4 separate regions of the Homo sapiens genome follow, and all the other regions are linked to region 1. A link is a loop called in an ENCODE intact Hi-C map of the cell type or tissue named here. Cell type or tissue: endothelial cell of umbilical vein. All regions are shown on one strand. Each heading gives the region's core, and the rest is flanking DNA. Links, peaks and the distances in the headings are about the cores only.

Region 1 (5,675 bases), core at 309-5,308:
TTGCTTCTTAATGAGTCATACAAATATATATACACTAAAACTTTATTTAACCTATATGGCTGCTTTTTACATTATAAGCCAGATAGTTCATAGATCGCAAAGAGCTAATTTCAAAACATTTTTCATAAGAAATAATCTTGCAGGGGAAATAAGCCCAAAACCCAACTAAGAAAGATAGTCCATGGATACTCAATAATCATTTATTAGAGAAAAATGAATTAACTTGAATGATATGAATAATTAGAAAAATAATTAACCTGAACTAGAATTGAGATATTTATTTGTTGCTGTTGTTGTTTTAGTCTTAGCATCAAGTATGTATTTTCTTTAAAGGCCATTTTTTTAATCCTAAAAAATTTCAACTGTAAATAAAATCCATCTCAACCCAAAAATCATTCTCTCAAACAAACTTGATTTAAGCAAGAATGTAATAGGAGAAAAGTGATACCTGCCTTCTTTTTCCATCCTATTCAAAGCATTTTTCTTCCTTATCAAATACTATTACTACAAGATTTGGATAGTCCCCTTTTATAAGTCCTAGAAATTTTGCCTGTGCATTTTGCCCTCATGTTGGTTTAAAGCAACTGAATTCCTGCAGTTTATTAAAGCTTTTCTGGGTTGTTCAAACCATACTGACCACAATAATTAATACTGGATAATTTTAAATCTAGTCCCTAGACATAAATTCAGGTAGTATACATACACTATGATTCTGCTGTTGTCCTTAGGGTTACACTGACTATGCCTTACCATGTAATCAGATGGAATATGTTGAAAATAGAGTAACTGATCTCATTTCAAACCTGTGAGTCATTGGCATTAGTTATCCAATGAGTTTTGTAAGCAAAGTCATGTATAGAATGTATACATATGTAGTTTTGTCCTATCTTATTTTTTCTACTTTTTACAGGGTCTTCCTAAAGTAGCAGATAGTCACAAAAATGCTCAAATAACTAACTTTATAAATGCTAGTTTCCAACCTATTAATTAAAAAAAAAAGAAAAAGAACACTTACCAATGAATGTACTTAATTCAAAAATGGTTTCTACCAACATTGTTCTCAACTCTAATGTACCTGGTAAAATAGCCCATGTATGCTTCTTTGAAATTTTGCCATCTCATTACTTACACCAAAATCAATCTTTAAAAAAACAAAAACAGAGAGACAACGTTGATGTTTGGTCTAGCAGTGTTGCTAAGTATTTTAAAAGCAGCAAAGAGTAAATTGAGAACCACACAACTAATAGTCCAAAATACTATTGTTATATGCCCCTCATCTGCAGCTTGCCTAATGATTTTCCAAATATTAAAAACCAAATGGAGTTAGTGAATTAATGGTCATTACAACACCCATCAGCACGTCTATAAACCATGTGTACAGCTTTATCATATTTTACACACCAAGCAAGAAAGTCAATTATTTGTGACTTCTCTTCCCAGTTAGATTGCACCTCCTCAAAGGCAGAATCATTTTCTTTCCATTTCGCTTCCCTTAGAGTGCCTCATGCCTAGTTGGCTCTATGTGTTATTAATTAAAAAAAGAAAACTAAAACAGAAACTAAGGTTGAATTGTGGCTTGAAACAATGGATGGAAGTAACGTAAGTGTGGAACTCTCTTTAATCTGACCCCCTTAAATTATTCTATATGCAAACAGTTTTTAAAGAAGTCTCCTTAAATGCAAATCACTGTCAGGTTCCATATGGTCACCAAATAAAATATTTCTGAGGCATTGTTTAAAACATCGCAAAGTAATACATTGGAAACAAGTTTTAGTCTCTGTTTCTAAGATGAGTACACAAAAAGATTTTTATCAAATCATTTGAGTTATTGACCTCTTACAAATAAGAATAATGCATTGGAATTTGGGGACTCAGGGGAAAGGGTGGGGGTGGCAAAGGATAAAAATTACACATTGGGTACAGTGTACGCTGCTCGAGTGATGGGTGCACCAAAATATCAGAAATCACCACTAAAGAGCTTACTCATGTCACCAAACACCACCTATTCCACAAAAACCTATTGAAATAAAATATTAAAAATTAAAAAGAAACAGTCACGGGAATGGTTTTACACTGAACAAGCACTTTCAACAAAGGCTTGGAGCTTTGAGTCCTTTTTGAGTCAAATAGCTTAGTATTTTAGGCTTTTGTTCTCTCTGGTAAATATGAATACTCTCCCTGAAAAGGATAAGTTGTTTCGTTTCATATCTTGTAGCAGTGTCTTCAGAGTTAAAACCTGTTACTTCATCTTTCTACTGAGTGATAAGTCACTTGGGCTTTCACCAGTAGCTTTGTGCTTAAGTAAATACCTCTAAATATAATCTAGCACTACCATCAGCTTACCTAAAAAAGCACCCCTTCTATACAATTTCTCACATCTTCAAAAGAAACAAAGATACAGTAACTGGAGGGTACAGTGCTCCAAAAGATAGACTTTTCCTGCCAGGCTTGATCAAACATCACGAATTCTATAGACTTTTCTGTATCAATAGCTTTGTAAAACAAAAATCCTTCCATAAATGGGATGATAGTGAAAAGTATGCTGGTTCTGTGATTGCTCGGCATAAAATTCATTAGATTCTAGCCTGCATTCCTTCAGCATCATTTATAGCTGCAAGAAAAACCAACAGCACCTCCAACAGCAAAAACAGGAACAGTGAGCTCTGGAATTCATGTCATGTTTATTTTGATAAAAGAACTATATTCATTTCAATGAAATTTTGACAAGAAGCGGCAGCAGTGATGAGTTCATTTCCTTGAATTCTCTTTGCCCAAACAGCCTAAGAACTTACCTTTTCACAGAAAGACATTTCTGTGACCACTTTATTAAGTTTTAGCTAAGAAGCAATGCTTCCCATTTTTCATACATTTGAGAAGTCAGTTTACGTAAAAGCAGCTACCCTGAGGACTCATTTTTATGAATCAACTTTTACTGTTGTTGCCAAGAGCTGACATTAGCATGCAGATTTTGAAGTCATTTTAAGTATTGTCTGTTAATTAACATTTACTTTATTAATGTAAAATTTACTAAATCATTCTTTGTTAGAGATTCAAAAATTTAATGTATTCAAATGACTATATAAGATGCACGGACATCTCACATTTTAAGTGTTAGTAGCAGCTAATCTTTCAACGAAATTGCTTCAGTTCTCTAAAATTTGTTTAGAAAATTTCCCTTTAATGACATCACATTTAGTATTGAACCTGAAAGAGAATGTAAAAAAAGAGAAAGAAAAATAAAACACAGGCCGTAGAGACAAGAGAAGATATTTTGACCATAAATACACAATTTCTCAACCTGAACAAAGTTCGAGTCATGCAATTTGATATAAATTGCCCCCAAGAAGAAAAGCAGTGAACAATAAAAAACTATTTTTAATAAGTGAAAAATCTGTGATAGAAAGTTAGAAATGTCTCAACTACTGACTAGGGTTTCAATGTCCTTATATATCAATCATTGCAAGAAAATGTTTCCAGTTAGTTTTGACAAGAAATGAGTGAATATGTTCATTTTACTACTATAACATATCCACAGTCTAAGAAATTGTGAAGCTATAATTTGGAGTAATTATTTATATTATAACCCTCTCAAGTTTATAAAAGGATTTATACCAGAGTTGTTTTAAATATAGTAAACCCTGCAATGCATTAAATATTGACTCAAAGATTATTTCCTATTTTGTCATGGATCAGATAGAAAGTTGATAAGAATGATTGATAATTTATCAAAAGTAAGATCTAGCAACTTGGAAAATAAGAAGTTACGGTTCAATGTTCAATTTCATTTACAGATACTTTTCTCCCAGAGATTTATCTCTGTATAATGTGTCAGGATACACAGAATACAGAATACAATTAACTACTTAATTATACTCTGTATTTAGTAGTGTAGAGAAATTTAAATGAACTTTTTTTTTTATCTAACAACAAAGAAATCTATGGGATATCTACTACGGGACAGATACTAAATGGAAAAGACAGACATACACAGGTGAATAAGACATGGATGGTACTGTTGTATTCACAGTTTAGTGGAAGAAATAGAAAAATGACTAGTAACTAAAGTACAATGTAAAAAGTGTTCTTTATATGGTGTTATGGAAATACAGAATGGAAGAGGAGTTAGGGAAAAGTTCACAAAGAAAGGGTTTTGAGCTGGGTCTTAAAGGAAGAACAGGAGTTCAGTAAGTAGAAAGAAGAGGAAAGTATCTCCATCAAAGAGAGCAGCAAGTGTAAACACATAGGATGTTCAAAAGCATGACATATGTAAAGAACAGTGAGGACTTAGGATATGATGTCCTAAACAATCTCGAAATGCAAAGGAAACAAATCGGGAAGGGAGTTGGACAGAAGTTAAAGCAGAAAAGATAGATTTTATTCATGAATTATTGCAATAAGGGAAAAGTAATAGAACTGAGCTCCATTCTGAATATAACAAGAACAAATGGGGATTTACAGTCAAAGATCATCATGCGGGTATGTGGATAAAAAATTACAAAGAGAAAACATCAAGGGTAAAGGGGATTCTGGCTAAACCAGCTCACCAGGATTCTTTCAGAAGACAAGACAAGGTGATCAGATATTGAGGGTAAGGAATTAGGAATTTGATCAGATACCAAGGATGGGAAAGTCTTGATAAACTGACCCAGCAGGAACCTTACTAAAACTGAACTAAGGGCCGGGCACGGTGGCTCACAGCTGTAATCCCAGCACTTTGCGGGGCCAAGGTGGGCAGATCACAAGGTCAGGAGTTCAAGACCAGCCTGGCCAATATGGTGGAACCCCGTCTCTACTAAAAATACAAAAATTAGCCAGGCGTGATGGCGGGTGCCTGTAGTCCAGCTACTCAGGAGGCTGAGGCAGGAGAATCGCTTGAACCCGGGAGGTGGAGGTTGCAGTGAGCTGAGATCGTGCCACTACACTCCAGCCTGGGTGACAGAGTGAGACTCCATCTCAAAAACAAAAAAAAAACACACACACAAAAAAACAAAAAACTGAACTAAGTGACCCCAGGACAGAGCCCAAGGGTGAAGTCTAGTCAAAAAGAGGACTCAGAGGAGCATAACTAACTGGAGTCTTTGCCAGGGTGTTGAATGGGCTTTCCTGCTATGCTAAAGGATTTGTCCTTCATCATTTAAAAAACAAGAAGCCAGGAAACGTTGGGAACAGAAAAAAACATATAGTATTTAGAAATAAAAAACACAGTCATTTACATTAAGAACTCAGTCAATAGGTTAAAAAAATAAGCGTTAAACCCAGCTGAAGACATAATTACTTGCAAGATAGGTATGAAAAAATTGCCTAATATGCAGACTGGAGATGTAAAGAGATAGAAAAATAACAAAAGGAGTTAAGAGACAAGGAGAACAAAATATGAAAATCCAATATACATCTAGACGGAATTGCAAAAAAAGAATAGAAAGAAATATGGAGATGCAAACACCTGAAAAGTAATGTCTGGAAGAAGTGAGCTGCCATGTTGTGAGATGGCCTGTGGCAAAGAGCAATGGGATACCTCCAAGGGCTGAGAGTGGTCCCCGTGGACAGTCAGCAAGGAAGCAGGGTCCTCAAGGCCTGCAGCTGCAGGGCTCTGAATGCTGGCAACTGTGTGAATGTAGAAGAGAATCCCAAGTTCCAGAAGGTATATAGCCTGGTCAACAACTGGTGGGTAGCCT
Region 2 (5,000 bases), core at 1-5,000, 1.2 Mb before region 1:
ATTAAGACAGACATCTGCTTAAAATGAAAATGTGCTTCTCTTTCCAAGTGCTGCATTTCCTACCTCAGTGAGATGCCTGAAGAAACACATTAAAACATTTTTTAGTTTTTCATTGGAAAAGAAGGGAACACTGTACTTATAAAATGTTTTCAGTTGATTGACTTGACCTCAAAAGGAAATGGCACACTAAGTAAAGATGGCACAGATGACTGAAGTAATTGCCATCTCCCCTATCCCTCAGTCAGTCATGGAGAGATGCTGGAATGTAGGGCCACCAGCAGTACTTGAGCCCTATTCTATGTGCCAAGCATGGCCCCAGGAATGTTATACAAAGGAAACCAGAACTCAGAAAGTAAGTTTTGTAGCTGGGAGTACTGAGTACCTCATATATTTCAGTCAGGTAAAACAAACAAACCCAGAAATAATAGATTTCAGTTTATAAATTCAATAATATAAATGCAGACTCATGCCTTTACTTAAAGATAAAGTAATATTTCAATACAAACAACCCATTATTAATAACTCTTATTTACCTCGATGGAGCTTCCAAGTCAAAGACCAAGGCTATCCCCATGTAAGTGAGAATAAGCCACAAAAGTAAGGAAAAAACCCCCATTATTCCACACATTCTTTTTTTTTTTTTGAGATGGTGTCTCGCTCTGTCACCCAGGCTGGAGTGCAGTGGCACAATCTCGGCTCACTGCAACCTCCGCCTCCCGGGTTCAAGCGATTCTCCTGCCTCAGCCTCCTGAGTAGCTGGGATTACAGGCGCCCACCACCACACCCGGCTCATTTTTGTATTTTTAGTAGAGACAGGGTTTCACCATGTTGGTCAGGCTGGTTTCAAACTCCTGACCTCATGATCTGCCCGCCTCAGCCTCCCAAAGTGCTAGGATTACAGGCGTGAGCCACCACGCCTGGCCTATTCCTCACATTCTTATTTGATCTAAAGGAAGGTAAATAGCACTTGATAGAAAAACAAAAAGTTAAGAGAAACACCTTGGTATTTTTTTCCCACTTCTTCAAAATCTGAATAGAAGTAGGTAGCAAGTACATCAAGAAGGAAAATGAATTTAAATTATACTAGTATGTACATCATGAAGAAAAATTCTAAGGAAGGTCAGAATAATACCTTAGTTTCTGAGCACTAATTTTTCTTCATGAGATAGGTGTTTAGAACTGATAAAATAAAGTGACTTCCTGATTAATGAGAAATCTGCATCTTTTAGTTTTCTTTAAAAGTAATGCTGGAAATGGTATAATAGGAAGAGAAGGATTTGAGCTGGAAATTAAGGATTTTTAATTAGACGTGAATCAATTGTTTAAAAACAAACATTACAAATGATAATGCTTATGCAGATGTAAGTGGCAAAAATCTGCCCATACTCTTACCGAACAGGAGGTTTTACATTATGACAATGAGATGGTTGTGAATTCAGGGAAACAGGGTGGGATGAAGGAATCTTGTATTCATCATCATCTTCCTCTACTGGGTCTCTTGTTTTCTCTGAAAGAGAATTTGCTAACGGACCAGTACACCTACCAGGGGAAAAAAAATCCAATCTAGTTTAAGCATAATATTCAAAACAGGCAAGTCTGATGTGACATATTCAAGTCAAAGAAGCTACTTTATCACTTATGTTCATTTTTCAATTACAGGGTATCATCAGAGAAGCTGTTCTTATATCAAATACAAATGAAAACAATTTTCAATCTTTTGTTAAGACCCTTGATGGGATAAAAGAATTTTCATCCTCACAATTTTAAATGGCACAATAGGAAAAACTAGTAACCTGTCGAATAAAATAAAAAGATGTTGGATTTGTAAGACAAAATGTACAAATTTATTCAAACCAAATCTATTAAAATATTAATATTTTGTTCCAATTTAAATTAAATGGGTAAAATATGATGCTACAATAATAAGCATGGTTGTTTTATATATTAAAGAAGTCTTTATAGAATGGTCAAACTTTTTGTCTCCTGTGAATATTATCTATAGTTGGAAAAATATCCAGTTTAATTCTGTAAAACTTAACTATCCTGTGAAATTATAGTTGAAGTTGTTAGGTTTTTCTTCCTACCAACAACTGAGAGCTAGAAATGAATGGAATGATTAGATGTAGATAATGAGAGAACTTATTTTTAAGTCTTTGAAGTACATTATTTTTATGGTTTAAATTCCCTGGCTAAATAAAAGAGAATTAAAATGAGTAAAACCATCACCTAATATCAAAAACATTAAGCATTTCACTTATCCATAAGAGTAAATAAACCAAATAAAACAAACCCAAACAAATGGGCAAACATAAACAATGTTTTTCGTAACTGTTGCTACCAGAGTTTAATCTAACCCTGGCTGAAGCCAATGAAAAATGCCAAGGCAGAAATGCACAAACTCATCCTGATTCACTTTAGGACGACCAACTAGTTTGCAAGGCATTGGGAATACACACATGGATCCAAATCTTTTTGTTAATCATCATGAACCTCATGAGAAATCTGTTCAATTTAAAAAGGAAGGAAAAAAAAAAAACAAAAAAACTAAGTGACTGCAATTTTGCAGCACCTTCTATAGAGGGAGCAAGAGGCCTTTGGTATATTAAACAAACATGCCTGAATTAACATTCATTTTTATTTCTTTTTATTAGTTAGAACAGAAACAATTTTAGGGGCTTTTCTTTGTGACCATTACAAGAAGGCATTTTGAAAAATCTAAAGATTTAAGTTTCAACCATATTATCTAAGTCATTAGATAGGACATTCAAAGATCAAAGAAAAACTAAGATTTTTCAAGTGTATGTTTATTGATACCTATCTTTGAAAAAAATTTCAATACTGATCTTTAAATTCTTGTTGTTTGAGCAACTTTAGAATTCACATGAGCGTTACAGGGAGACAAAAGCACAGAGACAAAAGCATAGTGACAAAAGGTCCAGTGTCACTACCTACAGCACAAGCTAAGGGCCTTAATAATAATCTATTATTACACCTATTATGGTTTAACTTTGGAGGATTTACTTTCCAATTAAAGGAAGTTAAGTATATGGGCTGCAAAATGGTGATCTGATGGCACTGGAACTGGGAGAGACTTATAATATTACTTTTCCATAAATTCCTGTAAACACAGCCATCAATTTAGCTAAGTCAAGGACCAGAATGGGTTCTATTACCAAATGAAATGAGAAATATATACTGTACATCCTCTCTATGCCTAAGATACTTTCATTTATAATGAATCCCTTTCTATGCAATTCAAGCATACACTATGTAAAAAGAAAACAGTATTTTTCACTAAACATTCAACAACTATTCAATATCAGAAATGTTCTAAGATCTGCCTGTTGCAGGTTCCCTCCAAAGATTTAAGTTTCCAAAGAAGCAGTTCATTATGAGTCAACAATGGACCATTTTTTAAATCACATACGTTGTGGCTAATTTGATATTTTACCTTCATTGATAGAGAATTTCTCGAGTAATTTCCCCCACTCTTTTGCTTTGCCACAAATCAGTAGATTATTTCAGAATGAAGTGAAAAGCAAAGCTCATCTAATACTTCATGGAATAATAAGGCTTATTGCTAAAACTTACTAGTATAAATTGTCAACTTACACAGATTTTAGAGAATTATATCTAGAAGTGAAAAAATAGTTTTCAAGTGGTGTTTGTATCTAAATATGAAAAAAATACTTAGGTGTTCCATTTATCACCATTTTAATAAAGTTCTAAAGATTCAGATTTTATTTTTCTGCTTATGTTTTTTAATGAAAATGTTTAATATCAGTATAATAGTCTATTTGGATTAGAAATAAACCAAAAGAATAACATTACAGTGTATTTTATTCAAGATTACATAGTTTTTATTAAAAATTAATCTTATCCAGTTCTGAAAAAAAAAACTGGTTTCTATCAAAAAAAATAACAGAAGAGGATGGTACAAATGAGATAAAGAAGTTGTATATAAAATAGCAAAATAAAAAACTAGAGTCATGTAACTAATTATACCATCTGGAATTACATGTGGGGTTTTATTTTCCTCTACAAACTCATTCAAAAAACAGGTTTAATTTTACTTACTACTAAATAACAGGTAAAATAATTAGATTTATATTTAGTCATTATCTATCCATGTATGTGACATTTGGCAGTAGAAAAAATTTCTATCTTATGGGGCATGGGACAATTTTCAGTCATTGACTAAACTTACGGGAAATTTTTAGGATACCAGAGGAATAAAGCTGAACAAATTGTATTTGGCTGACTCCACATTAAAGCCTACCATTACACTTATTACTGCAATCCCTTTATATTCTCATCTTACATTCCCGGAGTGTTCTGCACTGATGCTGTTATTACTGAGTTAATACACTGGTAATACATAGGGACATACACTCTCAAAGATGCATAGTCACCACCCCCCCCACAACCTGGACATTTTATTAAATTCATTGTGTTAGTTATTTGAGCCTTCAGTGATAAATACATTCATCTTCTACATATGCACACTTGAAACAAACCAAGAAACAAGTGAATTTTCACGCCAGCACAGGAGATAGTATCCAATGCTATGCTTAATTAGTAAGCTTGTTTTCTACATATAAGAATCTATCTTCCTTTAATAGTATCTGAAGGCAAGTAACGAAAAAATATCTTCTGTTAAAATAGAATCTTTAGAGCTTGCCCTATACATTACACCATATTTCTTATATTACATTATCCCAATCCTAACAGGGAAAAATGTCTAACTCAAATAAATAGTCCAGAGAAGAGACAAAACAAAATATAGCTATATTTGAAATGATTTTTGCACATGTGCCACATATAAATCATTTCCTCAAAACACTAAATTTTATCATATACATGCTAATTTTCAAGGGTCTTTCATGACATCAAAAAAAAGTCTGTGTGGTATACTATCAAGCTTTAAGATAAGCTTTACTTATAAGCATTTTCACTAACTTGTTTGTAAATCGGAGAAACAGATTTGAAGTTGCTTTGTA
Region 3 (5,675 bases), core at 381-5,380, 230 kb before region 1:
GCAAATATAACCTCTGGAAAGTCAAGAAAGAAACTGCAGCAGCAGAAAAAACACTTTACATTGTAATACCTTTCATTTTTTTTTTTGCTTTTTGAAGAAGTGGCCTCACATTTTTCATGTTGCACTGGATCTGGAAGCTTGTGTATACTCAAATCCTCCCCAGTAGAAGCGACATTGTTGCATTATGTCAGAATCTCATTTTTACTTCTCTATCACTAACAGCATCTTTTAAATGTTTTCCTATGAAAACCTATGCAGTTCTCACTGCTCTGACTGCAGGGACAACCTTATTCATCTGATTTAGCTTCAAACACGGCACAAAGGTATGAATCTTTGGTATTTATAAAAGCTCATAAAACAATTCATTTTTAGAGCCCACCATTTGTGGAACAATGCTTAAAACCTGGATCAAATCCAGAGAAGAAAACCCAAGGAAGTCAGTGATTTAACCATTTGTTGCCAGAGGAACCACTGAAAGAATTATTTTGTGTCAAAAGTGGAAAAATCTGGGTGGCGTAGGAACATGAAAAGCTGTCCCCAGTTATAAGACTATAATAAGATTAGCTGCTGCCTGTTACTGAGTGCTTGCTATGTGCTGGACTTTCTGCCAGGTGCTTCACTAAACTTTTATTTCCTCCTTGAAACAGTTTTTTGAGGTAGATACTTTTATCTCATTTGATAGATAAGAAAGGGGCATGGAGAAATGGAAGGTCACACAACTCATAAGATGTACAGCTGATAATTAAACTTACATCTGCCCTAATACCAAATCTTGGCTGTTAATCTCTACCCTACAGTCTAAGAGCATTTGTTTAGTACAACTGAAGAGGTAAATTGAGAACAATGAGAGTAAAAATTATTGAGAGAAATATTTGATTTCAAGATAAAAGCATGGATCATTTTTATAGCCCCTGGTTTATGGAACAACATTTAAACCCTGGACCAAATCTAAGGGAGAAAACCCAGATAAGTGGGTGACTTAGCTACTTGTTTCATGAAGAACGACTGAAAAAACATGGAAAAATCAAAGTGTTCTGAAAGCTGCCAGTAAACAGAAGGCATTGTCCTTCAAAGTTATGGGCTTACCGCCACTAGTAATACTAGAAACAGCTTGAATGAACTTTGTAAGAGCATTTGTTAGAAAAGGTAATAGAATTTCAAAGGTAAAATCAAGGGTGATTGTGGACAAAGAACTTGAATTTGATTTCTATTTTAGCATTAAATAATTGTGAGATTTGAGGAAATTATTTAACTTGTCCAAGACTAAGTTTCTTCATCTGTGAAATAGGAATAATAATGCAACATGAGTTGCTGTGAAGATTGAATATAAAGTGAAGCACTCACTTCAGTACCTTGCATAGACAGCACCTATTCAGGAAGGATAACAATAACTATTTTGGTGTTCATGTGTGTGACAAAGGCAGTGATAAGAAAGGATTTCTACTTTGATTGAGGTATTGGACTAGGTAATATTAGAACTTTCTTCAATTATGAATTTATATAGAAAATGGGTCAATATCTAAAACTGTGAACTTGGCAGAAAGTTCAAGGCAGAAGTTAAAGATAGATAGAAAGATAGTAACTGGGATTTAAACTGAAACCCCAGGCACAGGTGGAGAATAAAGGCAGGATATAAATACCAAACACACTATTTCGGCATGAGGGAAGTGATTCTGTACCTGAGGAAGGTGAAGAAGGGCTGGAGGTTATATATTGCTCTCTAGCTATGTTCTCTAACATGGTAGCCACTAGAGTCATATGGCTGTAAAAATTTAAAAATCATGTTTTTAGTTTTTTTGTCATATTTGTAATTCCCAATAGCTGCATGCACCTAATGGTTACTGTCTTGGATAAAGAAGATGGAGAACATTTGCATCATTGCAGACAGCTCTATCGGACAGTGCCTATCTTCAGAAAAAGGCAAAGTGCTACTAGATCCTCAGACTAGATCCCTATTTTCTCTTCTTATTACGTCTAGCCACTTAATTTCCCCTTCCCTTGCTGACTATTTCGAAGGAAACCAAGAAAAGCTCTGTGGTAAGCAGAATTTTAAGAAAGCTTCCCAAATTTCCATCACTGGTATACACATCCTACGTAATCTTACTCCTTTGAGTGTGCGTGGGCCTAACCTACTCAGATAGGCCCTTTTAAATGAGGATCAAGAAATAAGACAAAGGAGAAGCCAGCAATTCAAAGCAACAGAGACATTCTGTTGCTAGCCTTAAAAGGAGCAAATGGCAATGTTGTGGAGAAAGCCATATAGCAGGGAATAGCAGGCAGATTCTAGAAACTCAGAGCAACCCTTGTCAATAGTAAGCACGAAAACTGGGATCTTGGTCCTACAATCAAAGGGAAATGAATTATGTCAACAACCTGAATGGCCTCAGAAGAGGACTCTGACCCTCAGATGAAAACCCAGCCATGATCAACACCTTGATGTCAACCTTGTGGGATGCTAAGCAAAGAACCCAGTTGAGCCCTGCCTGGACTTTGGACCTACAGAAATTTTAAATGGATATTGTTTCAAGCTCCCAAATGTGTGACACATTTGTTATGCTATAATAGAAAGCTAACATAAGCCACTTGTAAACACAATAACACACACACACATATGTGAAGCCCATTCACCATGCACTGGTTATCAACTTGTCTGAGGCTGGTAAGACAGAACACTTATGCATGTAAGTTACAGGAAGTTACAGGAAGCAGATGTATTACTTACAAATAGGCAGCAAAGGGCAGCAGAAGCCTAGGACTCATTGTGAGTCAGTTCTCTTAGGCTCAGGAAAGCTGCCTGGGGCAGATGGAGTCTCCACTGTGCATGCCCCACTTGCACCACAGCTGAGGGACCCTGAAGGGCAGGTTGCTCCAGGGTATATACCTCAGGGGCAACATAAAATGCTGGGCAAAAGTATTGAAATTTCTAGGGCAGAGAGAAAAAGCCTGTCATGTTCCAACCAGTCCCTTCCTTATCTCAGGATATTATATTCTCAAAACACGCTACAATTTTTTCCTGAGAACTGCAAATGAAAAAGGGGAGAGAAATGGGTCAGTCCAAGGCCACCCAGAGAACTGTCCTGCAACATACACACACACAGAGACAAACTCACCCACACTCATACATGCACACACTCATACACACACACATACACACACACATTTTTTTCTCCTTTAAAGCACACAAAAATATAGATTTTTAAAAACATAATGTGTTTTTGTTTCACTAGGATAAAGGTTTAAATGAAAATATGTTCAAAGTTTTACTGCTGGCAATGGCAGAGGCACAGAGAAGAGGTGAGGCAATTAGCTGGGATTCCAGCATTTTCACATTTTCTTTAAATAGAATCAAATGTACTTGATTCTCAACAACTCTGAAAAAGAAAAGAATACATTTATACTGTAACAAAGAGAACCCTTCCAAAGTGTTTGTTGTCTGCTTAAGATACCAATTTATCCCACATCATGGTTGAAATTGTTCTCCTATTTTCAGGTTAGATATCTGTACTCCAAGAGCCCCTGTTGATGTGTATTGTATTATGTCATATGTGGGTAAAGAGGGAACGGGTCTCATGAAAACTTGCTGCTAGCTTAACACAAGCTGATCTCTCACTTTCTAATAGAAAACAGACCTAAAGAGAATGGGCTTACTATGAGACAAGCTTGGAAAGGGAGGAGAGGAAATGGGAAAGATCAGGAAGTGTTTGCACAGCAGGCAGATCAGGATGGGCCCCTCGGTGAGCACCCTTCCCTGAGACAGAACAGCTGGAACACATGCCAGGCACCCAGAGGGCAAGGATGAAGCTTCAGAAAGGGGAAGTGAAGAAGACTGAGACTAATTTTACCCACTTGATAATTTTGCTCACTGCCCCCTGTTGTGTAAACACCAGCTTTTGGTCACATACACATTATCTGCCCTTAGAAAGAAAACATCTAAAGATGTCTTGCTGCCCTAGGTGGCTCTTGACAGGAACTTGAGGAATCCCTGAGGAGAGGAGATATTTTTAAGAAAGAACGAGAACCCAATTGACTTTGCCATTGATGAACTTTGTACAGCTCTTTGTCAGAGGGGAGATGGAAGACAGATTCAGAATCTATACATGAAACAAGGTTGCTGGGGAAAACAGACTTCTAATGGTTTTCTGCCACCCCTTTTGTAAAGAAAAATATCTTTGAAGGGGAATAATTTCTCAACAATAGTATTATTGCCATCTAAGGAATTACAGCAGACAGAAGAGGACAAGTATGAAATATAACTGACCAGTCAACTGAAATAAGCTGAAATTCGAAAACAGGTACACTGGATAGCATTGTGTTTAAATTTAGTTTACTATACTTTTAATAAAATAGAACATTCGAAATGTGCTGTTCTCTAATTTTTCCTCAGGTGAGTTAGCCTTGCCTGTCCATGTGTACCTTGAAGTCAGGGGTTTATTTTCTCTTGGATCCATCTTAAATCTATCACGCTGGGCAGGAGATAGAGGGCCAGTGGAAAGAGGCTGATTATTTAACCATAAACACTGATGTCAAAGGTCAAGACCAATAACTATTTATGTGCATATGACACAATGTCATCTTTATACTTACATACCCACCATGACATCCACATACCTCTCAAATATGGAAGTAGGCTATGGTGGAATGTGACAAATGTCTTGTGGTCCTCCCTATTCCTGGAGGGAAAAAAAAACCCAAAAGACAAAAAGTAGCATTTCTTCTCCTCAAGTCTCACCTTGATTCTACCTTCAAACAATGCGACATTCAATTATGCTATTAGAAGAAGAGCATTTCCCCAAGAGTGAGAATGCAAGACTGGCAGAATATTTGCTTTGTAAATTGGGGGTTACCTGTTCAACCTTATATACCCATAGATTCTTGGTGACTATGTCACATGCTTCAGTCAAAAGTAGTTGCAGCATACACTTTAAAGGACATACATCATCATACTTCAGCCAAACAGCTTCTATATGACAGCTTATAATTTTCTGACTAAATATAAGATTACTAGGAACATGCAGATAAAAATAAAGAAGCAGAAAAAAAGATAGGTTGACAAAACTAAGGCAGATGAAGGAATTCTTGGCTGCAATATCATTCATAAATTATAAGAATGACTACAGAATGCCATTTCAAGGGGAGTATTCTTCCTTCCCCAGAATACACTTTCCTGGGTGTATTTACATGAGTTAGGATTACATTTTTCCTACACAGCTGAACCCATCCTGGAGATTAGACATATAAAACTATTTTGACCATTAAACATAAGTTAAATGTTTTTTCTTTCAGATACCTGTAAATATATTATTATAGATGGTAGCATTTTAATATACTTCCAGGATACATTTAGAGTTTTCTGAAACTATCAATATTGAAAGAAAGAACCAAAGCTTGAAATTTTGGAGTATTAGTCCTTATTGCCTTCAATATAAAGCCTAAAAGACATAGCATAATCTTTTTCCTGCTCTTCCATTCAACACTATATTTTACCGTATCAGTTTGTTTTGCTGCATAACACATAAACCCAAACTTTGTGACTTATGTAACAATCATTTATATTGCTCAGTTTGGTGATTTGGATGGGTTCAGATGGGTAATTTTTCTGGTCTCAACTGGGTTCACTTATACATCTATGACCAGGTGCCAGATTGGCTTGTAGCAGGTTGTTTGGGGATGGCCTC
Region 4 (5,675 bases), core at 331-5,330, 130 kb before region 1:
ATTCCTAGTTCTCTTGTATAACCAAGGGACTAGTAAATAACATGGTGTTAAAAAAAATTGATATCCTACTACTAGGGGAAAGCACAATTCAGCTGCAACATATGGTTCTGGAAAGCTGCAGCCTTGTAAATGGAGCTGAGGAAAGAAAAGCAATTCTGGAAAGGTGGTTGTACCTAAAGAGAAGGCCCTGGTTACAGCCATCTACATAACTGACTGCAGTAAAGCTTGAAGCCCCATTTTCAAAAGCTGATTAGAATGAAGATTTATTGGGAACCTATGGTGATCTGGGGACCAGTGTAACACAAATAGACAAGGTTTTGTTCCCAAACCTTGAAAGGCTGCCAATATACAGCAGAATTGGGTATACGTAGAAGCAAACAAATTTCAAAAATCCATAGTCAATTGTGAAGAATTAGAAGTCAGAAGTTCTTGGATTTTTGTAAAGTATTTAATTGTGTGAAAAATAACTTTGAAATAGATCATCCATTTCAAAATCAGATACTGAGCCAGTCCGAAACAGCAAGTATTGTGTGCATCTCCAGTGATCAAAATAATAACAATAACAGCAATAACAATAATAATAATCAAGTAGGTGTGTACTTTCTGTACTCAGTACAGTACAGTACTTTCTGTACTCAGGAAGGTCATAGGATAGAGAAAAAGGGAGGAATAAGTAAACATAGTGATGTGTGCTTCCATAAAGCTTTTGCAGTGTGCTATGAGAGCAAACAGGAGATATTTAATTCTGTTCGCCTTTGGAAAAACTTCAGAGAGGCAAGGCAATTTCAAATACCAGTAGGATTCTGCCAGCCATAATATTGGTGAAGGAGGAGTGAATATCAAAGAGTAAGAACATTCTAATATGAGTATTCACACAAATTCTTTATGTGACCCTTGACTTTGACCCTTGACATTGCAGTTCTAGCATATTAATTAGGAGTACAACCTCAAAAGTCAAATTGTCTCTATTTACTTCTAACTGTGTTACTCTGAACAAATTACTTAACCTGCCTGAGTCTCAGTTTCTTTATCTATAATGGGGAAAGATAAAATATGCTTTAGAGAAATGTTGTGAGGACTTAACAATATTTAATGTAAAATAACTAGCATTTTGATGCACAACTAATATTCAGTAAATGTTAGCTGCTGTTTTTCTTTTTTTTTTTTTTAACTTTTGTTTCCTTTTAAGTAATGTTCCTTTTAAGTAATTTCCAATACATGGTGAAAGAAGCAGCAAAACAAAGCCTCCTTTGCTTTAGGAAGTCTGCCTGTTTCTAGCATTAGGAGCAAAAGGTAGTGGTGCTGCCGTTGGAGATAAATAAAATATAATATCAACCACCATCTTTAAACCCGCTTTATTTCCCACTCACATTTTTCATTATACATATCTAGTCTTTACAATAATCATATGAAGCAGGTAATGTTACTATTATTCCCATTTTACAAATGAGGAAACTAAAGCTTAAAGAGAACAATTCTCAAGTTAAAAGAGCCATTTTATGAAGTCATTATTAAAATTTGGGTGTTCTAGCCAACACCTAAATGTTCATTAAGAACACCTAAATTTTAAGGGTGCCAGTTCTTAATCACTTTTTTGAAATGTTCTTAGATAGACTTTGGTCCAAAATAATCATTCTTCACGAACTGAAGCATAAGGGGAACCTGGCTTCTGTGTCCAGCAGGGTGGGTGGTCTAGGAATTATGAAAGACTCCCCTAACTAAAATTCTAAAATACTCAGAAAAAAACATATTTTTAATGACACGGGAGAGTTTACAAAAAGTCAAGAATTATGTGAAAGCAGAAATTCTGGGAGATAAATGATCAACAATACCAATTTTCAACAAGGAAATCTCTATTGAATCTTGGAGACTTGGAGATACCATAGTAATGGTCAAATGGTGTAGGGGAAAAATGCTAAAGCCTAAAGCTAACCAAACCTGGGTGACTTAATAGATGACTTCCACACACAACTAAGACCTTCAAAGGTAATCAGAAAAGAAGTGAGAGGAGCCCACGTGCCATGGCTATGATATCTCTCCATAATCCACAGCACAAAGAGCCAGAATGGATGGAAAAAAACATCATGTTAGGATGGTAGTGAATTAAAGGCTGTTTTGCTAGTTTAACTTCATGCTGCCAACCAACGGAGCTGTAGATTCATGCAGTAGTGTTCCTTTATTTGCCTTCATCTAAAATTTTACTATATGAATACTAGATTGCAATTGTATGGAAAGTACCTTGGACTTCCAGTGTAGGCTTGTTGACTAAACGATAGTAATTTGGTAACAACAACAACAAAGTATCAGAAAGAAGAATCAGTCTCCAGTCTCACCTATCATTTCTCTGACCTATATTTGGAAATGCTCACTTGGACCCAATAATTTTGTTTCAGAACCGACATTCTTAATTCAAAGAAACTCTAGGAGTTAATATAAATTCTGAATCAAATTTGGGCTTTATGTTTCCTGAGTAGACAGCACCTTACCCTCACTGTAATGTTATCTCTCCATTTCATTTTTGTTAATTATATTGTACTTGAGTTTATGGCAGTTCCATTCTTCATATCCTTGTTCATAGCCCAAGTAGTCCAAATGTGTTGACTGAAGAATATCAGAGACATGAGTCAGAAAAATGTCTAAGGACAAAACAATTTGGAGGTAGACATGAATATTTCCACTAATGGAGATCAGCCAGGATGTCCACACAGAGTGACTAAGTACATGAAGGGAGATAGAGAAAGTAAGTAAGAGTTGGTCAGAAAATTCATGTTTTTCTTACAGACTAACAAGGCACAGACGTATCACTCGGGGAGTTAGAAACAATTACACATGACTCACGCCAAGCATTTTAAAGCCACAAAATTTTCACAAAAGTATTCTACTGTTTCTCTTTCCTTCTATTCATGCTCAAATATTCCCCCCTGCGTTTCACAAAAGTATTCTATTGTTTCTCTTTCCTTCTATTCACACTCAAATATTCCCCCCTGCGTGTCTACTCTTAAGCTGGCTGGTTATGGTAGGTTAGATTATTAAAGACTTTGAAAGCTAAGAAAAAGTGTTTATATATGAGACAGGCAAAAGACAGCCTTTGTAGATTTCTGAACAAAGGAATAGCATGAGGAATGTGGAACTAAGGGAACTTCAGAGTGGAAGGAATCTGTTAGATGAACTGGAATTCAAAATGGAAGTAAAAATTGTAATTCAGATCACATAGGGATTCTTAAATATTTTCTTATATCAAATAGATTGACTACTGGTTGTTATGAGGTAGAGATTTTGTGTTTAGTTCAATTTAACTAACACTGATATTGTGCTTTCTGTGGGTCTGAGTGTCTTGCTAGCAGTTTAAAACATGGAGACAGCCATTATTGAGCTTTGCTTTGGGTTTTATCAATTCAAAAACAAAATCAATAGACATATGTGTAGTTTTCTATGTATAACACCTTAGCCAAGAAATTTTGTAGAAATGTTTCATAAAACTTCTTTTCATCTGAAGTCGCTCAGATTCTCAGAATGGCAACTAGAAGGGTGAACAGAAAATAAATTGAGAGACAGTCAGATTATGAATCCACAGAAATTTACATGGCTAATAATTTTAAATTTTGAAGTCAGAAGGACATACATTGAACTTCTGGTTCTGTCATATTTTAGCTACAGAATTTTGCATTTCTCTTTGGTAAAATGGGGATAGTAAGGTGATTCACAAAAGGTTTTCTGGGTGCAGCAAACTAGAAACTTTTGTCAAAATTATCTAGAATAACATGTGGCCCAGAAAACTCTCAGTATGTATTCATTTACTTCCTTCCTCAATATTCAAAGAAAAGCTGGAAGCATAAATTGGAATTCCCAGACCTAATAGTCTTCCTTACAAGTTCACACATCAACAGCTGATCTAGCCACTATTTTATTTTCACCCACAGCCACCAGCTTCTTACATGCATAGACAATTCTCTTACTGTTTTGGCATGTTGCACAGCCCTTTGCTATTTTACAAATCACTTCGGTTCACCTAGAGCCAAACTTTTATCCACCTAAAGGATAAAAATCACTTTAAACAAAAAAAATAATATAAAACTGTATCTCCAGAGCCAGAGAGCCCAGACTAGTTGTCCACATTAATGCAAAGAGGAATCATTAAAGCTTACTGCAGGATAACATTGTAAGGAACCACTGCATATGTTCTTTTGCTTTATTCTGTTCTTGAAAATGGAATAAAATGAGACTTGCATTTAAAAAATCTCTCTCCATGTTAAAGTACCTTTCTGTGTTGTTATGTAGGTTTTTATAATATTAAATATTCTGTTTTTCCTCCCTTTTTTCTTATCTTTTCACCATGCATGCTGGCACATGGGTTCCAGTGTTTAGCAGACCTGATTCAAATCCTGTTTGGCCAACTGCTGTCTCCCCTGAGAGAGTTACCTCAGTTCTCTGAGGCTCAGTGTATTTATATGAAAATGGACAAAAATACGCTATGGCATAGTTGTGAAGATTAAGTGAGATAAAATATTAAAACATTTGCATAGTTGTCTGATATAGGTAAAAATGCTCAATAAATATTAGCAGCGATTCATAACTATTATTACCAGACATAGGGAATGGATGTAGTAACACCTATGTAAATTCACACAAAGTTTGAACTCCCTGCAGTTCTTTAAGGCATTATATTGATAGAACTCTGAGAATCTAAAGGTTCAAGTCCACTCAGAGTCCCGGAAATTTGGACCTAAAACTGAATATTTTACCTACGATTGAATGAATATTTAGACAAAAACTGAAAAGCCAGAGACATTATGATATATACATGGGAAAATACTGGTCAAGATAGTATAAAGAAAAGAGATATGAAGGCATAATCTTTAGTGGAAATAAACTGATTTGTTTCATGCACTCTTTAAAATATGTTATTCTGTACAGAATATAAGCAGTGTGATATCTGCTATAAAATGCTCACAGATATTTACAATCATACTTTCTAACTTATTGCAGAGCCAGCCAGTCTCAGGAAGGTGATAGGCCTGACACATACTGAGGTATGTTTCCTAAAATCCCCTCACAAAGAAAGATTTTAAAAATTGATACAGTTAAGGCATTTTTTATTAATAACAAAGATAACTTTCAGTGGAAAAGAGGGGCTTATCACCAAAACAAAAACTCCAGACTGAGGAGTTGGTGTAAAATCAGAAGTCTTGGGTTTTCAATTTTGTGTTTTCTGTTTATCTGGGCAACCTTAGACAAGTCACCCAACCTCTCTGAGCTTCAGTTCCTTCCCTGTCTTAACAGGTTACTGTGAGAAGCAGAATGAGATGATGAGGGTGAAAGGACTCTGTTAGTGTTTCTAACATCACTACTCCCTTGTATGCAATAAATACCTCCACCCAGTTACCATAGACATACATAAAGTGGCTTCTGCCCTATTCTAAGATTTCTTCTGATCCTCTTATTTTTAAATTTCTAGTATCTGCCCTTCTATATGGTCTTGCTTGACTTTGTACCTCTAATTCCCTGTTGTTTACCATGCCCCTATCTCATTCAACAGCAGACATCAAATGGCACACTACCAGGCTCAGACCCACAATCCCAGAAGAGATTGTGTTTAGAGGCTGACCTTTGGCTCCATCAACACTCTGCTAGCCAACACTTTGGCCGCAAGTTCACTCTGCTATCCACAGCTCTGG

What was found. A loop is a pair of places that touch in the nucleus more often than their neighbours do. Peaks named below come from ENCODE experiments on the same cell type or tissue, not always from the same donor. Only the 100,000 strongest peaks of a DNase experiment are listed, where the experiment ranks them.
Region 2: it touches region 1 in a loop (15-fold over the local background); 3 of 110 quality-filtered maps call a loop at or near these places.
Region 3: it touches region 1 in a loop (4-fold over the local background); 5 of 110 quality-filtered maps call a loop at or near these places.
Region 4: it touches region 1 in a loop (2.7-fold over the local background); 3 of 110 quality-filtered maps call a loop at or near these places.

The regions. Positions count from the first base shown.
Region 1 is chr3:106,859,608-106,865,282 of GRCh38, forward strand. No RefSeq gene overlaps it. Among named protein-coding and RNA genes, the nearest start is that of LINC00882, 380 kb to the right of the region's middle. In endothelial cell of umbilical vein, for the core only: a CTCF peak has its summit at 2,633; a DNase peak (open chromatin) is centred at 2,644; H3K27ac peaks cover 215 bases.
Region 2 is chr3:105,683,928-105,688,927 of GRCh38, forward strand. It overlaps CBLB (Cbl proto-oncogene B), which reads right to left. Exons shown (of 19, transcript NM_170662.5): 14 at 1,393-1,539. Among named protein-coding and RNA genes, the nearest start is that of CBLB, 180 kb to the right of the region's middle. In endothelial cell of umbilical vein, for the core only: a CTCF peak has its summit at 2,573; no DNase peak of the experiment used is centred there.
Region 3 is chr3:106,625,862-106,631,536 of GRCh38, forward strand. LOC101929485 (a long non-coding RNA gene) reads right to left here. Exons shown (of 16, transcript XR_007095992.1): 2 at 4,609-4,670. Among named protein-coding and RNA genes, the nearest start is that of LINC00882, 610 kb to the right of the region's middle. In endothelial cell of umbilical vein, for the core only: no CTCF peak of the experiment used is centred there; a DNase peak (open chromatin) is centred at 2,730; H3K27ac peaks cover 312 bases.
Region 4 is chr3:106,725,800-106,731,474 of GRCh38, forward strand. All of the region lies in intron 1 of LOC105374029 (a long non-coding RNA gene), which reads right to left. Among named protein-coding and RNA genes, the nearest start is that of LINC00882, 510 kb to the right of the region's middle. In endothelial cell of umbilical vein, for the core only: no CTCF peak of the experiment used is centred there; DNase peaks (open chromatin) are centred at 2,832 and 3,852; H3K27ac peaks cover 3,318 bases.